2 separate regions of the Mus musculus genome follow, and region 2 is linked to region 1. Evidence: chromatin loops called from intact Hi-C (ENCODE). Cell type or tissue: left cerebral cortex. All regions are shown on one strand.

Region 1 (8,000 bases):
CATTTGCAATAGATGTTCCACAGTTACTAAGAAAACAAAAACTTTCTGAGAGAGAATTAAAAGTGAAGGAGAGCAGACATGGTCCGTGTTTTTGAACGACGATGCTGAGTCACATGGGACTTCTAACTCAGCTTCACTTACCCTGTGACTAGCCCAGCTAGCTATGCAACTGAAGCAGCTCAGCGGGCATCCTAAAGCAACTACAGAGATAGATTCACTGTGTACAGCTCTAGTGTGTCCAGCTCTAGTGTGTCCAGCTCTAGTATGTCCAGCTCTAGTGTGCATTATCTCACTCAATTCTGGCAACTCACAGGCGACAGGAGTTATCCCTATCTTGCAAAGAAAGACCCAAAATCTTAGACAAGTCAGTACATCAAGCTCTTGACTCTAACGTTCAACACTAGCCTTCAGTGTCTTCCTGACAGGAGGGTAAAACTCCACTGGTGGGGGGAGAGGGGCTAATACCAAGCCAGATCATCATGTAAACTCCAAGCCAGTGGATTTTTCAACTGCAGAGCCCAGGGTTTCCACTGATTGTACTGATGTAAACGTTTTCCCACAATGGTTGCAGACGGCTTGACTCAAGGACAGTGCTTCGGTTAATTTAAAGCTTTGAAGCCATTTTAAGATGGGATGGAAAACCTTACAGTTCTGAAGAACAAAAACAAACCCTGTTGGATGTACAGTAGATGAAGGCCTGTGCACCACTCCTAACAGGACAACAGCCCCGGGAACTTAAACAGGATAATTTCAGGGCAAACACCAATCATTTTTTAAGTAGACATCATACACTAATAAGTTTTTTTTTACGTGTGCCTGAGTCCCTTCATAATAAATCTAATGGGCTAGGAGGAGAAGAGAAACCAGCACTCTTCTATCTAGATTCATTGTGCTCTCTCTCTCTCTCTCTCTCTCTCTCTCTCTCTCTCTCTCTCTGATATCCAACTTTTGGTTTCATAGTTGAGGTCAGATTACAGAGTTGGATAGATTAGAGTGATATATATACACATATCTATATATACATATATATTCTCTCTCCCCACCCCCTCACCTCCGGGCTCATACTGCACAACACAAGCCATCCTACATGCCCTGTTTGCTAATGGATCAACAATTTACTATCCATGTATGCAGGACCTCTCTAAGGACCCTGGTCCCAAAATGAAGCAGTGATGTAAAAGTATCTTTTAGTCACCTGATGTAATTGTCACCTCTGAGTCTTACTGCCTCTATCTGCTAACCTAGGTCTAGTCCTGGAAGTTTCTAGCCTCTGTACAATCTAACCTAGGCCTAGAATGTTTTCAGCCTCTGAGATTTACTGCCAAATAAATTCACTTTTCTTGTTCTTTCTGAACTCTGGCTGGCTGATTTAACTCAGCTATTCTGGCTCAAACCCCTCCCCAAGATGACTGATTCAGTCTGGCTTCTCTCAGCTCCTCAATGAATTGCTCTGCTTGGCCTCAAATTAATTCAAGCAATCTGTTCTGGTCTTTTGCCTCCTGCACACATTCTCTGGCTTATTCTGTCTTCACGTGTGCCTAGATTTTTTTTTTTAATTAGTAAAACTGCCACTTCCTTCCTCCCTCCCTCTTCCTCTCTTTTCTGCACAGTTCTCTCTTAAGTAGCCTCTTTTTCCTCTCTCTTCTTGTGAGAGTTGGGCATATCCTATTCTGTCAAATCTTTTTCTGATTTGTCACTATTTCTGCCACTCAATTAGAAATCACTTTCAAACACGGGTGCTCCCTTCTACAAACTAACTTTACCTTCATCAGGATTAAAGATGTGTACTAACGGTTTTGTCTGAATTCCAGCTAAAGGGATGAACCGGTGTGCTAAGGCTGAGCCACACCACAACTAGATTCAGCTTTTTTCAGTAAACAGCAATCTCGGTGTTCACAGTGTGATAAAATATCCGGCAACACAGTGAGGAATCAAGGAATGACACTCTGGAAAGTATTCTCGGAGAGAACCCCTGTACAATCTGTGACTGGTGAGCACTACAGGCTCTTGACAGAGAGCCCCCCCCCACCCCCCCGTGACTGAGCAGTGTCTTCAAGGTTTACACAAATCTGGATGGTCATTATAGACTGGCCTTGTTAGCCTTGGCTGACAACTCTGATGGTGAATGGGATTCCCATCTTGGATTAAATCTGACTGATAATCTGCTTAGTCTGCTTGTGGGGAACATTCTGCAAGAGAAACGGCAGTGCACACAGGACACACAGATCTCACGATTTTTATGTTAACTGAAAACTTACCAGATGATAACTCAGTGGCTACTAACACCACAGAGGGCTAGCAGTCCTTCTAGTAAGCCTGACCTTTTAAAATCCTGACAGAGGAAACATTTGCCCAAACCACTGTGGGTGTTTTGTTTTGTTTTGTTTTGTTTTCTACCTGATACATGAAGCATTCAACAAATTGCAATATTGAAAAAGACATGAAGTAGTTAATATTCTGCATATGAAAATTCTTAGGACTCACAAAAAGAACTTGTACAAATCTAAACTTACAGGGTCCCCTCCAGAGGCAAATGAAATCGATTGCATTTGGTGATTTGCAATAATCTGGAAAACAAAAGCAAATTAAACATTTTAACACTATAATGTGTTTGATTTGTTTCTACTTACTTAGCATCCCTTTAGAAACTATACTGTCTGCATTCTAAAATAAACTCTTGTTGTTGTTTTGCTATTGGGATTGAAACTGAAGTATTGTGTATCCTAAGGATTTACTCTACCATTAAGTTACGTTCTCTACTCTCATCTGACCCATGGTGCCTTTCTCTCTGCCCTATTCACCTAGGTAGACATACGTTCTAGGTCTAACTATCCAATCAGCAATCTACTCAACACCGCTCTCTAGATACAGCCAATCAGTGTTTTGTGGGAGAAGCTGGAATCAGTAGTAGAAGGAAAAATATCTCTCTCTGCCACTAAGGAACACCCACACTTGCCCAATGGGGCCATCTTTTGCTGTCATGTGAGTGAAGCCTTCTGGAATATAAAAATTTCTTTCCAGAAAAATTGAGAGCTGAGAGTTAAAAAAGCAGACTTGGAAACATGTGTCATCAATTTAACCAGAACATTTCCCCCCTTCCCTTCATACTCTTATTTATTTTTTCTGTTTATAGACTTAGTGTATTTACTTTTGTTTAGTTATTCACTACTATGTATCCAAACACACTAATATTAAGATTTCTAACATGGGGGATAGAGAGGTTGCTCAGAGGTTAAGGACCCTGGTTCCAGTCCCAGTACCAACATGTTGTCTCAAACAACCTGTGACTCTGGTTCCAGAAGATGCAAAGCCCTTTTCTGGCCTCTAGGGGCACAGAACATGTACATAGTACACACAAGTAGGCAAAACACCCACACATAAACCTAAAAACGATTGAAAAACATAAAGACTTCTGATATCACTAGCCAAATAACTGCACTAATTTAACCCAAAATGATTGTTTTATTGGAGATTCTAATTTGTTTGCTTGTGTTTGGAAATCACAGTGCAATAACTGACTTGTATAGGTTTTAAAGGTTAATTAAAATGCCAGCTATGCAACTACCAATGAATCCTGATTGCAGAACTGTGAGGCAGAACCTACGAAGGCTGTACATACAAGACAGCCAAGCAAAACTGCTCCTAGAAGCATACTCAACAATAATTGAATAAAGTTGTGCAACAAGATGTTTCCTTAGGAAATGAAATAACTAGGCTATTTATAATAGCCCTGAATTAGAAGCAATCCTGAAGGTGACTATTGTGATATTCAAATAGTAGACTGCTTAAAATATGACAACATATTTGTTGGGTTAAAAAAGAAGTCAAAACAAAGAATATATCAATACATCGTTTCATTTATCAAAACTGGCAAACTTTTTATTGAACTATTTGCATAAAGTCTGAATTGTGGTTATTCACGAGGCACAAAAAGAGAGAAGAGTGGTTTTCTGGGATCCACGAATGATGCCTTTTCTTCTGGGTAGTAAGTAAACAAATATATGTAGCTTGTGATAATTAAGCCACACACATTACCTGTGCACTTTTCTCTATTAACATTTCAATAAGAACAAAAATCAACATGCAAAGATTATATTCCAATAACAGCTCATGAGAAACTTCATTTAATGGATAAAGAGGAAGATTTCATACAAATATGTTCAAGTATGTAAAACTAGTAAGGATCATGTAACACTTTGGAGAAAAGTTCGCTGAAGAATATAAAAAATGACCATTGGCAAAAATTATATAAGATAAAGAGGAATGCTATGGAGCATTGTCTCTTGGACATGACAGGGCCATTGCATCCACGAATAATAAACTAAAGCTATGGAAAGATTATAAAGATACAATCAAGGCTGGAGAAATGGCTCAGCAGTAAACAGCATCGGCTGCTCACACTAAGGACCAGGGTTCGACTCCCAGTAATCACAGGGCAGTGTACAACTGACTTCGTTTCTAGGAGTTCCAACGCCCTCTTTTGGCCTCTGTAGGCACAATGCACACACGTGGCACACAAACATTACAGACAGGCAAACAAACGCATACACACGAAAGAGAGATCAAATTGATAAAACTTAAGTTTACTTATATTAATTCCATAAAACAATACGTGGTAAGGGTGTGGATATTCTCAAACACTATTGGCTACAGTTTAAGTTTGTAGAGCAACCGTGGCGCGTGATTATCTGTATATATTTAAAATATGTATAGCCTATTTTCCACCTTTCTTTATCCTAGTACTCACACATGTATGTGGTTTAGTTTCCCCATGGTATATACGTGTGGACATACACACAATTTATCTTTGGTTAGGTCAACTTCAATAAATTCAGAAGAAAAAAACCGAAAAGTTAAATTTTCTCAGTGCGCAGGACGGGACTAGTGGGATTTGAAATGGTGAGAGGTAATGGACATGCTGATCACAGGAACGCTGGGGAGGCAGGGAGGTGGAGGAGAGATGGCATCTGTGACAGAAGGCCAGGGCTTTCCATCTAGGCAAAGCAAGCACTTGGCAAGGAACTTAGAGCTGGTCTCCAGGTGGGTCACCAGCGGAAGCATCGCGGGTCCTGAGTGGGTGTGAGGGTGAGGTGGGAGTCCGGGAAACATAGGGGGTGAGGGGTGGGAAGGGAAGAGCTCGCGCCCGCGCCCGCGCCCGCGCACCACGCCCCCCCCCCCCCCCGTGGACCAAGCGGCCTACTCGCCAGCACACGCACGCCATGCTGGCACGCGCACCACGCCCGCCTACCCGTTTGCGCACGTGAAACGTGCTCCGCACGCGCATCACGCATGCCCACTCGCCTGCGCACGCGCCCCCCCCCCCCAGCTCGCGCTCCACGCACGCCCTCTTGCCTGCGCACGCGCACCACGCCCGTTCGCGCGCCCGTCTCTGCAAAAGGTTCCTTTTTTTTTTCCACCTTGGTCGAGTCGCTTCCACCATGGCGGAGATGGCAGAGCTTTGCGAGCTGTACGAAGAAAGCAACGAGTTGCAGATGGACGTGCTGCCCGGCGAGGGCTATATGGAGGTAGGCCGCGGGGCCCGCGGGCCGGCCCCGGAGGAGGGCCCCATGGAGGAGGAGGCCGGGCCGGCCGCCGCCCGCGCCCAGCGCGGTCTGTTCCCCGAGGCTGGCGCGGACCTGGAAGGCGACGAGTTTGATGACTGGGAGGACGACTACGAGTTCCCTGAAGAGGAGCGCTGGAGCGGCGCGATGCACAGGGTGTCCGCCGCCCTGGAGGAAGCCAACAAGGTGTTCCTGCGAACCGCGCGAGCCGGAGATGCCCTGGATGGCGGCTTTCAGGCGCGGTGTGAGAAGAGCCCTTTCGACCAGCTAGCTTTTATCGAAGAGCTGTTTTCGCTGATGGTTGTCAATCGACTGACCGAAGAGCTCGGTTGTGATGAGATCATTGATCGAGAGTAAATGCTGACGAGAGAGGAGGAAACTACCTGAGAGGGAGAGATTCAACATTCTGCTATTTTGGGGTTCATTCCAAATAGTTCTGTGCAAAAAATAAAAACAGTTGGTTTTTGTTTCTCGGAATAGAAGACGGGACAGTGAATGACCATGCATTGTGGAAAAGGAGAATCGAGGAAGGAGGAGTGTTAAACCTGAGAATCGCGAGGAGAAAAAGACCAAATCGTTCCTCTTTGGTCTCACAGGGGCTCAGCAAAAACCTCTGGTTCAGACTGTTGATCGAGATGATTTTCCTTACATTGGAGAAGAGCTTTCTCTGTTAAGCTTTTAAAGATGGTTTGGAAGAGTAAATTGTGACTACCAATACAAGAATCTAATTAAAGAATGGGGGGAAATACATTCCAAGATGTCTTTAATTCGAACTGAAAGGCTATTGAAAAAAAAAAAAACTTTCCAAATTCTTTTTGGTGATTTATACACATCAGTTATCAAAAGCTAAACTTGAGGTTTAAGATTGAGTATTCATCTACCCCACAGAGTAGTCCAAGTAAATGTGGGTATAAATGTAGACGTGTTATCATGTGTGCTGTCATCTTAAAATGTGTTACAAACGCTTCTGGAATTTTGACTGCACATGTATCTTCATGATTTATAAAGCTACTGTGACCTCTAATTTGGAAAAACCCATTGTAATGATTTTCAAAGTAAAGAAAGAAACAGGATGTCTTTTTAAGGTTTTAAGTTCATGCATTAAATAAAATGTATGGGAAAGCCCAAAGACAAACTTTCTAATACCCTTTTATACTAGGGAAATTTCACTTGCTGTTTTGTACCTTGACAGATGGTAAGACTATAACTGAAGTTCATATTGTAAGAACTGTTTGCTAAAATTGTCAAGTAAAAAGAAATCCTGCCTGTATCTATAAAAAGATGTATGAGCTATTATGTTGTCAAACTTTGAAGGTTTTAAACCTACCCAGAAGTCCACCTGGGTGTCTGATATTCATATTCTCTCTCTCCCTCTCTGCCTCTTTCTTCCCCTCCCCCTCCCTTCTTCTAATTATGCTTGTTAATCTTTATGCACCAGCATTGGCGATAATAAATTTTCTTGTTCTGTGTATTTTGCTTTGTCTAATAGCTTTGCATACATGCTTTATACAGGATTCTCTTGCTGTGTGTGCCACGCCTCCATCTTGATATTTAAACATCCAATGCTTACAATGTAAACCAGTATCAAATATCCAAAAAATGGGTTCTGGGATGTTAAAGCAAATTTCAGAGTTTTCTGGAAGACCCGCTCTGTGAATGTGATGCTATGGCTTAATTGATGCTGAAGTTCCTTGAGAAGAAAATGATGTATTAGCACGATGTCCCTGCTGATGCCACCATGGCAACCAATACAGAACAGAGCTGAGACAGTAGGATAACTCCTGGGTTTCTGTGGGGTTGGTTGGTTGGTTTTACAGTCATCTTGTTTGAGAGGCTGCCGAGGTGGTTCAGTGGGTAAAGGTACCTTCTGCCATATAGCCAAGCCTGATGGCCTGAGTTTGATCTCTGGGGTCCATGTGGTGGAGGGAGGGAGAGAGACCTCCCCCAAGATTGGGCAGGCCTGTTAGTAATTTTAGACCCTCACCTGGGATTTTAGTTGCTCCTGTACCTCCAAAGCACCTGTACATAATTTTGCCCCGGTTACATGTGGTTTCAGAAGGTGCTAAAACACAAAAGGTGGGAGGTTGGCTGATGTTAGGTGGGGACTCGTGTTTGGGAAGCTGTCACCCATGTTAGGGTAGGACATTTAGATAGAGCCGCTACAAACACTTCCATGGGTAACCCCTCAGCCCTCTTTTTTACTCACCCAATAAATTGCCTCACTAGTTGGACTTGAGGGAATCATTTATTGATCTGTTATTGGTATTTACCTGCTGTAAATAGACTTTTGTTCACATCTCCACAGAAATATAATACAAATATCCATAAATTTGAGTGTATTTGTGTTTGGGGACCAAAGTATATCGTGGAAGTTAAGAGGAGAAGCCATGCATTGGTATTTCTTTGTATCCTTTATTCTGCATTTATCTATCTATCTAT
Region 2 (8,000 bases), 110 kb after region 1:
ACAAAAACTAATATAATAAGAAATATAAAGTAAGCGGGAACTCCAATGACAGTATAATCACTCTGATATTTACTGTCTGCTTCAAACGCCCCACTCAGGGTTAAAATGGTAGTTTTCACAAGTTATTTCAGAACTCCCTAAATTAATGAAACATCTGAATAATTCTGTCTGTGAAAACATCCATGCATTTCACTTAATTTTAATTTTGTACATATTAAAACAAATGTCAATAAAAATACCATTTATATAAATAATCTAGGAAACCAAAGATATTATCAGAACATAAAAGTACAAAATGCCTCCTTAACAGAGTTCATTAGCCATGCACGGGGATCACAGAGCCACGATGACAACCACCCTGGCTCAAGCTTGGAAAGGCTGCACCAAGGCGAGCGGGCGAGTGAGCGAGCGGGCAGAGAGCTGTCATAAGCACAGCGCAGCAGACAACCCACTCGGCATCCTTCAGAGAGGCCTCAGGAGGATGCAAATAATCTCCCAGATTAGGCGACAGAAAAGTGACACCCACCTAAAGTCAGAACTGAAGTAGAACATGATGAGGCCGACTCCCACAGCGAAGCTCAGAGTATGTCCCACACACCCACAGGGAGAGACCCTGAAACCTCCATATTCTATGTTAAGGTAAAAATGCATCAAACATTAGGATACTTTTTACACCCTGTGGTACAGATAAAATAAGTGCCTTCCAGGAGGATGAATGGGGCGTGAGATGCCTGCTGGATGCACTGTCTCAGTAAGGCACTTGCCCATGTTCAAGGCTTCCGAGCCCAGTGAGGAAAGCGGCAGGGGACTTAGAGTGACCACTCACCTCCCACCACGGGCTTTTCCACAGGACTATTAAAGCCTGTTAAGACTTGATGGTGTTTTCAAAAATAAAACCACCCTTTTACATGTAATAATAATTGTCATAGTATCCAACCTGTTAGTTTCTGCTTTTACACCTATTTTCTTGCTTGTTTCCTATGAAGCTTCTCCCCCGACCTCTTACCTTGATGGGTAATTTTATTTTCCTTTTACACTATGGAACACAGAGAGTGTTTACAACTACACATCTGTGTCAGAGCACAACCTAAGTCATACTCCACGGGTTACAGCAACACAGGAGTGCTCATGACTACATCTGGGTCAGAGCATGTCAGTCATACTCCACGGGTTACATGTGATGTGTAGTTATGCTTTTCTAATAACCTACCATTCTATTTTTTGCCTTAGACCTCTTATATTTAGTTAATATTTTTCTAATGTCATTGGTTTTTATTTTGTTTTAGATGTAAAGGCTTAAAATTTCTTAAATTTCCAAATCTTTTCTCTAAATGTATGCACTCTGATTCAGAGCATTATTTTAAAAACATAGTATGTTTGTCAACTTCCCATAAAAACATCAATTGTCACTGGATAATAAAAGTTTTATAGTAACACTTACAGTACAGTTGTCTAGCTGTGCTAGATGGGAACAGGGCCTTCACTACAGACTTGATGGCCCACAGATGCTCAGGTCTTGGAGTGAGTGTGAGATTTACACAGAGGCCATCACGCTCTCCACTGTACTGTTTACCTAACTCTCCACTAATTACAACAGCTAACAAATTCAAGAGCTATGTAAGTACCTCTTACACTGTGTTGTTGGGGGAACATAGCCTGCACACGTTTAGTACAGACTCAACTTTTTTCTTCAACTGTTTTGTGATCCAGCTGGGTGTTTCAGGGATGTGGGACCTACAGATGTGAAAAACTGACTGTGCTGCTACAAGGGGTTCAAACAATTTTCTATTTTTGTCATTTTATTGTATGTTCATGTGTGTATGTGATGCATGCATGGACTACAGTGAGGTGGCTTTCAGACACTGGTTCCTTCCTTTCTCCGTGGGTTCCAGGTCATCAGACTTGGTAGCAGGTACTTTTACCAAGCAAGCCATTTCACCAGCCAATCTTACATCCTTATTTGTGACAAAACTGCACAAAGCCCCAGGAATTCACTGTGTTTGTTTTTCTACGAATGAAAGAAGAGAATAATCAGTGATTTTGTGGGTCCTTCTAGAAGTCTGACCTGAATGCACTAAAGTTAAGACTAGAGTTAAGTTAGAGCACTGAAGCACTATACAGCAGCCTGTGAAACTCCCTCAGTGTCACGTCTATGCACATTATTTAAAAATTCCAAAGCACACCTGATTTCCTAAACAGAGACCCTGAATCGCTCTAAACAAATGAATCCATAACTCATTCCTCACATCCCTTTACACAAGCTTTATCATCACCATCTTCACCATCATCACTGAGAAAAGGGAGGCCATGGAGAAGCACTCGTAGAGCACCTGTTGTGTGAGAATAAAGACTGCAATTGAATCCTTAGCACCCAGGCAAAAAGCGAGATCACAAGTAGGACCTGGAATCCCAGCTCTTCCAGGCATCGAGGGGAAGATCTCTGAGATCTGCTGGCCACCCAGCCTAGCTGCTCAGTGAGTCCTGGGTTCAGTGAGACACCGTGCCTCAAAAAGTAAGGCAGAGAGCAGCGGAGGAGGCGATCCGCCCAACCTCGACCTCTGACCTCTATATTCACACCATGCACATTAACCTCCCCACACCTACCACACACACCACACACACACACAAATATCATACCAAGTAATAACTGTTTTTACAACAGCTAACTCTGACAGAACTTGTTTTGACTTAATAGTCTTTGTAAAAGAGAATACTCAAGAGGCTATTCCAGCTGTAAGATGGTTTCAGTCGTTAGTAGTTAGGATTATCCATCTAGCACTCTATTGCCAATGAACTGCTCCTTATAAACATATGTAAGGTTTATCTTTTTATAAAGAGCTTATGTAAAGAGTGGTTTATAAAACCTATGGCACGAAGGCCTTCAGACACAAACATTTAAAGTTACTCTTGTGCAGTCCTCCAAGGATTTATTACTTAGGCTAACTTGAAACACAACAAGTCTGTGTTGAGTACAATTATAAAAAACTGACTTATGCAAACTGCTAAGCACGACAACAGCTAATGCTGTAGGCATTTTCAGAAATTCTGAACATAAGCCAACAATGGTTTAAAAGGAAAAACCAAAACACTAGGGAGGGGATGGGAATTTGGCACATATCACAAATAGTTCTTGAGGGCCTTTACCTAACTAAGGCTGTTTTGTACTGACTGTAGGCCAAGCTGAGGCAAGAGGTACTGGAGGTTTAAACAAACAAACAAACAAACAAAAACCCTTCGTTATCAAATCCTTCTGCATGGCTTTTTTTCCCTAGCTCTCAGATTTCCAAGAATTTAAGTACATGGTGGAGTTTGTGGAATGACAGAAGAGGATACTCTCTAGATAATCTGCTACACTTGCTCTTAGGGTAATCACATGAGGAGTGCCATGCTAAATGTTACCATCTAACCAGGTAATTACATTTCCTCTAAGATGAAAGGAGACATAAGTGAGTATACATATGCATTAGTGCTTCCAGAGTGCCCAGGACGGACAAAAACATCCCACCCTTTCATTAGAGACACACGCGCAAGGAAATTTCCTTTTCCTTCGTCAAGGCTGGAAATCTCAGGTTCCTTTTTCAGAATTACTCTCAAAAACAATGTTTTAATAAATTCACTACATACTGTAACATAATACTCCGGGCCACAGTGAAGTGTGTATTTTCCAAGTGGTCCCACATCAATTTTCTCTTGGTAATTGGTGTTCTTTAATAAAAATAAACTTCTAATCTCTGGAAGATTTGCTTTCCTTTTTAAATCTGTGTGGTAAGGTCCTGTGGAAAGTGCTGAGAGAGGAGAAATCTTTCATAAGAGGTCTAGGATAGAATGGACAATACGACAAGAATCAACAACAGAAACGGCGAAGTGTTCAAAATTAGAAAGCTGTGTTTTGGCTTGAAAAGTGTGCGATTCAAAACCAAAACTGTCGTTAACTATGTATAAACAGAAACTTGGGAGATGGTATCTCATTTACTCGAGTTAATTAACTATTCGCAAAACTAACAGGCAAGTCACCAGTGTTCTCCTTTCAACTATGTGACTAACTGACCAAGGTCCTGGTAGAGGGAAATTGACAGCGAACAAAAATCACACTCAGTCAAATTAAGTCGTTTCCAGGGAAGCTGTAAAATACTGGGGAGGAGGAGGAAGCATGACACTATTCTTCTAAGTTATTTTTCACCCTGCCATTAGCCCTTCCTCCCAACTCTTCCAGAAAGAATTCGATGCAATCAAAACACTAACAGACCACTAATGGAACTACTGTGCGAATACGAATATGGACTCAACTTGAACTCTTGCTCCATTTTAAAAGAATAATTATTTGCAAAGTAACTAGACAGGAAAACAAGGGTAAACCACGGTAGTCTCTTCATAAAAGAAATACACTCCAGACTGCTGCAAGGGCAACGCTGTCGCCGCTGAGCTCCGCCGGTCCACCTCCCCCGGCCTTTCAGCTTCGGCGGCCTGCCGGCCCGGAGGCCCGAGAGCAGCCCGGGCGCTTGCGTACCTGCTCGGCCGGCGCTCGGTCCATGGCGCCGGCGACAGGCGCCGGCTCTAGTCGGTGTGCGCAGCGCCGCGGGCCGCTTTCTCCATGGCCCCCCGCTCGGTCCCGCCGGGCTCGGTCCACTCCGCACAGCCGGCCGGACGCCGACTCGGCTACGCCACTGGCTGGGGAGGCGGCTCCAGCTCAAGGCGGGGGAGGCGGCGGCCGCCCCGGGGAGGGATCATCTGGGACGGAAGCCGAGCGGGACCGAAAGGGCGGAGGCGCAGTAGGAAATGGAGATACGCAGGGGCGGGGATGGCCGAGGAGCGACGGGGGCGGGGGGAGGGGGGTGGCTAGCGGGCAGCCAAGGCCAGGGGCACTGCCTGGTTGGGTTACTCCTCCCACTCCCACCTAGGCAGGTTGGGCTGCCTGGAACTCAGGACGCATGTGTTCACTTTGCCGGGACCTCAGAGACTGCTCAGAAGGCAAAACCTACTCAGGATATTGGAAGAGCTTGTAGCTGCTCACTAGTCCTGTGATCCTGTCAGTACTCTAAAAGAATGAAAAGAACGAACAATCTTGCCCTTTGAAAATTGCACAAATAAATTGCATACACAGAGTAGCAGCCATAGGTAAGAAGCCCTGTTAAAAAATCTCCACAAATAATGATTAATTAATGTTATTGTCCCGGTTCCAGACTCACATCTAGCCTCAACTCCAGGCTGATTTTGCCCATTTCGAACCCTATTTTTACCCAAAACCTGCATAACTACCCAAGAAGAGATTATCTTCTCCTCTGCTTTCCCCATATGGTTAAGAATTGTTCCTTTTAATCTCCAGGTCATCAGCTCCTTAAAGACTAGAGTTTGCCTTGAAACTAAACCCTACTGGTAGATTCCCTCTGGGGAGTTAGACAGCCTCCAACACACACAAGCTCTCCACAAGAGTTCTGGCTTGATAACGTCGGTCAGCTGAATTATATATACTTCAGTGAAGAAAGAGAGTAGAGTTGGCTGCTGTTAGGGTCACTGGCCAGGGGATCTATGTCTGGAAAAGGGAAAAGGATATCTAAGAAATCTGCTTCGTCATCACGCTTTGGGAGATGTTCATAAAGCCTTTTCAGTTAATCCAAGTCTGTAAGGAGAGAGTGGTCTGTAAAGATCCTGGCTATGTTAGTGTGGAAGCTGTATTTCTGCCAGCTTAAATGAATGCATTTTGTCTACAGGACATATGAAGGCTGGTCTGCAAACCACATGATGGAGAAACACTTATGCCTGTACATGAGAGTTTCGTGCATTTGGTTTTGTTTTTCCACTGTATGCACACTTTTATTTCAGTTGCACATGCATTTGTGTTGAAAATGTGTGAGCTGTGTAATGTCAGATTCCTTAGAGTCTATTACAAACCCTTGCTCAGGATTCAATGGCTGCAGAAGAAATTTAAGGCTGATCCACAAAGCAAAGCTATTTATACAGGGCAGTTACATAAGCCACAGCGGCTCACCCTCCTTTCTGACAGCAAGATGAGATGAGCTGTGCCCCTACCGGTGGTCTTTAGCTGCAAGACACCCAGCCTGAGTTAAAAAGTCATTAATGCAGTACGGTATTTGAGGTTTTCCCCTTCTTTGAAGGATCTGTAAGAGGAAATGTAAATACAGAGTCTCTAAATATCGTTCCATATTGTATGATTTTTTGCGACTGAAATTGTTCTTGATGAGAATATTCTAAGTCCAATATTTAGGTAAAGTGTAAGAACTGTAGAAACAAGAAGTGTCACAGTGCCATATTAATGTAATGTAATCCTAAAAGGGAGAATGCTGTTGGCTATTAGAAGAAAATAATAAAAAAAAGAAGAGAATAATAAATCTATGGATAAAACAAAGAAATTTAAAGAACTATTTTACATGTGATACAAATGACTTCTTTCATTTAGCAACACATGTTAATATATTCACAGTGCTAAGTACAAGGCTAATCACTGGAAGGAAGTTCAGCAGTTAATGAGACATAGTAAGGGCAAAGGCCACATCTGTCCTGTGGGCAAGACACACACAGCAAGTAATTCCAAAGGAGATGTAATGTAGGTTCAGTAGGAATGGGGATTGAAGCTGGAGAAGGTAGACGTGAGAGAACAAGTTCCAAACAGATCAAGCAAGGAACGATCTGTAATGGAGATCAAGTAACGGAGACGAGGTCAGTGGGAGGAAGAAGACAAGAGCTGCCTGGGCTAGAGGCAAAGGCTAGCCTGAGATTTACCTCTTAGTTCCAAAACAAGAATAAAAGGGGGACAGGTTGCTAGGGAGAGAGCTCAGGAGTAGACTGCACACCTAGCATGCATAAGAATCTAGGTTCAACCCTTAGCAGGCACCAAAACACCATACACATACATACAGAGAGACACAGACAGACAGACAGACAGAGTCACACACATACATAGGAACAAGCTCTCTGAAGAATTTGGAAGTGCAAGATAAAAAGTCACTGGAAGAAACTGGCTTCCTAGAGACAGCCCACATGACAGAAGGAAAGATGCAATATGGCTAGAGTCATGTATACTCTAAGTTTAGGCTCCAGTGCTGAAGCGGTTGAATAGCTTTTGTTTTCTCCTTGAAATAAGATGCCAGGTTACCCATTAAGGGTGAAGGTGAGAGTGAGGGGGATGGCAGGGAGAGTTACATGATCATCTATCTATTCTTTAAAACTAAGAAAACAAGCCTAGCAGTGGCGGCACATGCCTTTAATTCCAGCACTAGGGAAGCAAGGGTAGGCACAGGCAGATCTCTGAGTTCGAGCCCAATCTGGTCTACAGAGGGAGTTCCAGGATAGCCAGAGATACGAAGAGAAACCTTGTCTCAAAAAAATAAATAAATAAACCAAAGTTTTTATTCTTGTGTGTGTGTGTGTGTGTGTGTGTGTGTGTGTGTGTGTGTTTGCTTTATCTCTCTCTTTTTTTTTTTTGAAAGAGAGAGAACATGAAGCTGAATGGGTAGGGAATTGGGAAGAACCTGGGAGGAATTGGGGGAGAGTAAAACATGATCAAAATGCATTGTATGAAAAAAATTTTTAAATTAATATATTTTTAAAAGTTGTGTTCATGCCATCAGATGTAAATTTTACAACAAAAGAAATGAAGTTGTAGTCAAATCTAGTTCTACCCTGTATACAGCCTTGTAACCTGGTCTTTATGAAGGTATAAAATAATATCATTGTCTCCAATGATTACTGAAACTTCTTTTTCTACCAAGTATTTCCCTCATATGCTGAAGTGTCTTCCCAGTCCATACCAACACCCAGCATATTACAAGTAAGTAATTAGGAAGTCAAAAATCATATGCTTCTGGGGGACTGCCACTCCCAATTTGATGCCCTGGAGACTCAGGCAGGCAATCTTTTAAGAATCCCTCTCATCAAACTCTAGGACATTATTTTTACTCTCTTATCCAATGGCTGCCCATCTAGCTTCTCCTCTGTCTATCCATTAAACCATCTTATTTTTTATCTATATCAAAGCAAATGGC

What was found. Hi-C counts contacts between places; a loop is a spot of excess contacts. Peaks named below come from ENCODE experiments on the same cell type or tissue, not always from the same donor. Only the 100,000 strongest peaks of a DNase experiment are listed, where the experiment ranks them.
Region 2: a loop joins it to region 1, with 3 times the contacts of the local background. A loop is called at or near these places in 2 of 42 quality-filtered maps.

What each region holds. Positions count from the first base shown.
Region 1 is chr2:125,667,754-125,675,753 of GRCm38, forward strand. It overlaps Shc4 (SHC (Src homology 2 domain containing) family, member 4), which reads right to left. Exons shown (of 12, transcript NM_199022.2): 5 at 2,514-2,567. Eid1 (EP300 interacting inhibitor of differentiation 1) reads left to right here and starts at 5,347. Exons shown (of 1, transcript NM_025613.3): 1 at 5,347-7,890. The coding sequence starts at 5,439. The coding sequence ends at 5,918. In left cerebral cortex, a CTCF peak has its summit at 3,336; DNase peaks (open chromatin) are centred at 4,974, 5,327 and 5,646; H3K4me3 peaks cover 2,496 bases; H3K27ac peaks cover 1,626 bases.
Region 2 is chr2:125,778,092-125,786,091 of GRCm38, forward strand. It overlaps Secisbp2l (SECIS binding protein 2-like), which reads right to left and starts at 4,779. Exons shown (of 18, transcript NM_177608.3): 1 at 4,508-4,779. The coding sequence starts at 4,531. In left cerebral cortex, no CTCF peak of the experiment used is centred here; DNase peaks (open chromatin) are centred at 523, 4,720, 5,892 and 6,985; H3K4me3 peaks cover 2,665 bases; H3K27ac peaks cover 2,894 bases.